Linked DNA regions of Homo sapiens: region 1 is linked to region 2. A link is a loop called in an ENCODE intact Hi-C map of the cell type or tissue named here. Cell type or tissue: PC-9. All regions are shown on one strand.

What was found. Hi-C counts contacts between places; a loop is a spot of excess contacts. Peaks named below come from ENCODE experiments on the same cell type or tissue, not always from the same donor. Only the 100,000 strongest peaks of a DNase experiment are listed, where the experiment ranks them.
Region 1: it touches region 2 in a loop (15-fold over the local background); 3 of 110 quality-filtered maps call a loop at or near these places.

The regions. Positions count from the first base shown.
Region 1 is chr6:53,358,573-53,361,072 of GRCh38, forward strand. No RefSeq gene overlaps it. Among named protein-coding and RNA genes, the nearest start is that of ELOVL5, 11 kb to the left of the region's middle. RefSeq lists a silencer at 680-1,039 and enhancers at 791-1,299, 1,300-1,807. In PC-9, no CTCF peak of the experiment used is centred here; DNase peaks (open chromatin) are centred at 559 and 979; H3K4me3 peaks cover 1,608 bases; H3K27ac peaks cover 2,125 bases.
Region 2 is chr6:53,111,109-53,113,608 of GRCh38, forward strand. No RefSeq gene overlaps it. Among named protein-coding and RNA genes, the nearest start is that of GCM1, 36 kb to the right of the region's middle. In PC-9, no CTCF peak of the experiment used is centred here; DNase peaks (open chromatin) are centred at 1,473 and 2,063; H3K4me3 peaks cover 918 bases; H3K27ac peaks cover 2,392 bases.

The DNA.
Region 1 (2,500 bases), 250 kb after region 2:
CCCAGGTCTCAATTGAGAAGTCATCGTTTTAAAACGACAGGTCTTTCCCATACCTGGCTAAAATCAGTTTCTCCTCTACTTCCTCTTCCTCAGCCACTACTTTACTTTGTCCACAGCACTTAGCACAATCTGTAGTTGTTCTGTTTACTCATTTTTACCTCCTACCTTCCCTATTACACTTCAGGATGGCAGAAACAAGTCTACCTTGTTACTGGGGTGTGCCGGGCATAAAGTGTGCGCACACTTTTTTTTCTTCCTGTTTTTCGAGATAGGGTCTCGCTCTGTCGCCCAGGCTGGAGCGCAGTGGCGCGATCGCCGCTCACTGCAGCCTCGAAGTCCTGGGCTCAAGCGATTCTCCTCCTTGGCCTCCCAAAGCGCTGGAATCAGGGGTGTGAGCCACCTGGCCTGAGTGACTGAATCTAAAATATGGAGTCAAAAAGGGGTATTGGTGTAGGGACAGAAAAAAACTGGGTGTCCAGACATGAATTCCAATCAAAGGAGCCGGGCCTTCTTGGCACATCGCGCTCCGAGAACCCGGGAGGGATCCAGAGAGGCGGGGACGCCCTTTGTCACCGGCCTGAGGGGCGGGCGTGGCTTCCCTTTGCAACCCCTTCCCCCAGTCTTGACCGCAGGCCCTTGAGGGCCACCATCACTTCTGGGTTCCCGGAACGCGGTGGGCACACTCGCGCCAGGCGCGGGTACCAGGGCCTGCCTGGGGCCCCCTCCTCCACTCGCGCGGCGTGGACACCGTTAACTGCCTGTGGCTCAGGGCGGTGCCGCCGCCACCCCCGCGGCACTCGGCTCCTCTCGCCAGCCCTGCGCCACTCGGCTCCTTTCGCCCGCCCCGCGCCCTCGGCGGGCCCGCCCCGCTCCCCCGCGGCGGTCACCCCATTCATTCCGCGGCTGCACCCACCAATCACCGCTCACCAACAGCGCCGCATCTGGCGATGGGGCGGGGCCTCGCGAGGAGCACGCTCGCGCCCTCCCCGCCTTGAGCTCGCTCCCGGGCCGGGTAATTCCCGGGCAATGACCAGACCTCGTCCCCGCGCTGACCCTTCCTGGGGACATCGGGTGGGGGTGGAGGAGGCGCTGAGCTAGGGAGAGGAGGGTTGTGCGGCCCGGACCACGCAACCTTGGGATCGGAGGGTGGTTGAGGCCTTGAGGGAAGAATGGAAGGCGGCCTTGACTTCTGGTGCTTCCACGCCCTTCAGATCCAGAGCCCAGAGCGTCCAGGCTGGAGTTTAGGACGTTCATCAGAGTCCCGAGACGCGCGAGTGGGTGGAACCGCGTGGGGCGGGAGAAGAGGGGGAGATTAGGCAGCAAGAAAATGGTCCCCGTGGGCAGTTCAGCCTAAACCTGGAGCTGGGGAAGGGCCTCTGGAGAGAAGCCTTAAATCGTTACTCATCTTTCACAGTCTTTTATAATCGTGAATGAGCCCTCCGTTGTAGACTGTTAATGCGTGTCCAGGATGCCCGAGAGTGGGGGTAAAACAATAAAAGACTCCTCCTGTTGTGATTAAAATTATATTTGCTTTTTGTATCCTCCTAAGTTCCATGATATTGAAAATGTGTCTTGTTATATTTCATAAATGAGCTTTTAAAAAACTTCTGAGATATCTTCCAAAAAGTATCACTCACCAGGGAAGAAAAGAAGAGGAAACCTAGTGGCTTTTCTGTTGACGCCAAAGGTTACTCCCTCTGCCTCACCATAAAAAAAAAAAAAAAAAAAAAAAAAAACAAACCCCAAAAAAACAAAAAACAAGAAAAAGCACAGAAAGCAGTTTGGCTTGCTTGTAAAGTCTTGGTAGATATTTCTGCTTATCATTTAATCCTTTTAACAAGTCTGTAGGAATAGATGGGTATTACCACCAGTTGTAGATGTTGAAACAGGCTGAGATTCATCTGGCCAAGGTCATACATAGTTTGTAAGTGACAAAGTGTGGGCCTCTCACCGGTAGACGGTCGTGACTGCAATTGTCCAGGTTCTTGACATTTTGAACAAAGAATTGAACAAAAGGCCCAGCAAAGCAAAGAAAGAATGAAGCAACGAAAGAACGAAAGCAGGGATTTATTGAAAACGAAAGTACACTCCACAGTGTAGGAGCTACCAGGGCAGAGGCTCAAGGACCTGGATACAGAATCTGCCTGGGTTCAAATACCCTCTAGAGGTTTGTTTCCCTTTGGCCACTTCATGCTCACCTCATGTAAATGAAGTGGTAGCCCGCAATCAGTCTGATTGGTTGTAGACAACCATTCAGAGGCTGGAGTGAAATTACAAAGTTGCAAAGGAAGACTGGACCCGCAATCGGTCTGATTTGTTGCTAACTCCCAATTTTCCAACTGCCTGGCAGAAAATGTCAAGGGGAGTAGCCTCTGATCCTCTTGTTACTTCGGGGTGGAAAGTTAGGGTTTTCTTTTCTTTTCTTTCTTTTTTTTTTTTTTTTTTTTTTGGACGAAAGTCTTGGTCTGTCACCCAAGCTGGAGTGCAGTGGTACAATCCC
Region 2 (2,500 bases):
TAGTAACTTACCCAATGAGTGGTTATGATGGGATTCACATCTAGGTAGGCTGGCTCCAGAGCCTACACTCTGTCCCCAATGCTAGCGTGCCTCTAGACAAATATAGATCCAATGATAATATTCAGACCATCACTGGGAGGTGAAGTGCTTTCTCCTACCTTCCTAGATGTATTTGCAGTTTTAAAAAGCACAGAGAGTGATGCTATGTGTCACACGAGTACACCCTGCCCAAGGGAGATGGATTCAGACTGGGAGCCCATGGGTAAAGGTTTGTTCTGGTTCTGCCATTTTGCTGGCTGAATGATTGTAGACAAATAATAGATCATCTCTGAGTCTCAATTTCTTTATCTGCAGAACGAGGATGACAGTCACAATACCAAGCTCACAAGGTTCTGGTGGGGAATGACATTCCTGATCTCATTGGATAAAAGTGTTAAAGTATTATTCACTACCTAGAGCTAAGGTCATTTGTTTTCTTTTTGTTGAGACAGAGTCTCACTCTGTCACCTAGTCTGGAGTGCAGTGGTGTGATCACATCTCACTGCAGCCTTGACCTAGCTAAGGTAGTATTCTTATTAGAGCATGGGATTCAAGCTTGTTGAGCATGAATCTGAGACAGAGAGCTTGTTGGCCCTCCAAGCACAGCACTGGGCAGCCTCTGTTCCTTCTGCATATAAGGCCACCTCTTTATTTTCATTCACTGCCACTGACTGGGTCAGGACCTCACCACCTCTAGCTTGAACCTATAAAACAGTTTCCTATCAGATATTCTTCCTGTACTCTCGCCCCTTCCCAATCAAAACGCTGGCATCAGGTTAGTCTGAGGCACAACCTTCCTCTGTTATCCACAAGTTGTGACCTTCTAAACTTTCTACAGCCTGCTGTCTCTGGCAAGGGTGATGAACTCAAACACCTGTGAAGGTCCAGAGGACACCACAAGTGAGTGAGGTGGACCAGGTGTGCAGGCAGTGGCAAGCCAGACCCTGTGTCTCTTGCCTGAAAGGGAAGCGGCTACTCAGCTTCCGTTCGAAGATTCTCTATAAGGCCTGACCTTCCTATTTTTAAAGAGAAGCTGGAAATCCATGTTGTTTGTGAAATGTTGTATGCTTAACCAAACTCAAGTTTAAAAGGAAAAAAATAAAAACACGATACAGGTCAAACAAAAGCCATCTGCAGGATGAGTGGAATCGGCCAATTTTTGACCCTTGGTATGCAGGTTAAAGCCCAAATAATAAACTTTGCATTCTAGGTCTGTACAGGTTTGACACTAACCTACCTTTCCAGCTCGCCTCCTGCTCCTCCTCCAGGTCTGCTCCTAGCCAAGAATAGTTCTGGTTCCCAGGACACCCAAAGCCCCTCCCTACCCCTGCCCCTTTGCTCTGCTGGCATCTGGAATGCTCTTTCTCTCACCTTCCCCACCCTCCAGCTCCTCCTGGAAGTTCTACTATTCCTCCTGGAGGCTTTCCACAGTTTAACTCCAGCCAATGAATGATTAAATAATTACACACAATCTACTCCCCCTGGGCCTCCAGGGCACTCTCAAAGAGCTCTGTTTCACCTGTGTTTACTTTCTACCACATCCTGGCCAGTGCCACACCTCAGAAGGCTTCAGAGAAAAATTGTGACTAACTGACTTGTGTCACTTCTCTCCTACTAAATCATAAGCAAGTTGTCTGCAGAGCCCCCCACTGCCAGCTCCTTGCCCCAGCTCCTCCCACCACCACCATGACCCAGGACAGCGCCTTATAGGTCCCAGATGACTGTCAAGGCTTCTTGAAAGCTTTGGCTCTAAGGGATTAAACTGGAAGACTGCAGCTGATTAACTCACTAGGTTTAAATTAAGTTCTTGGGCTTGCTGCAAGCAGAGCAAAACTCTCCCGTCTCTCTGCAGCCCCTTCTCAGGCCTCTGCTCTCTTTGTGGGCATGGCCAGTGTCTCTTAGCTGCATCCTGGGTCACTCAAGGTCTCAGGGTAGGAGAGCTGGATGTACAAATCACACCCTCATCCTCCTGGGGGAGTGGATCCAGGTGCTGGTGGAGGGATGCCAGCATCACCTGGAAGCAGAAAGTTATGCCCTGAGGGAGCTGTCCCTTGTTTGACTAATCCAAATTAATACCACTATTATTGTCTTACAGTGTTAGGGCCATGAGAGGCCATATAGCCATTTAGACTGAAGGAGGAAACCGAGACCCAGAGAAGCATGATTTGCCCAAAGACAGGGTAAGGGTGAACTCTAGATAGGATCCAGGACATCTAACTCCAACTCTGGAGACTTTTTTCCACTAAGCCAAAGATTTGCTGCTATCATTTGAAGTGTTCTGATAAAAACACAAGTGAGATATCTCAAGACTACATTTTTCAGACACTCCATCTCACAGCTGTGCAAAAATGGGCTGCCGATTTGTTTTTGTCCTTTCTGCTTCTGTGAATGTGGCATTTGGAGTGTGACATTTGCTGCTCCAGCCACTTCTGATCTCAGTGTAATTTCCTTAGCTTAGGAA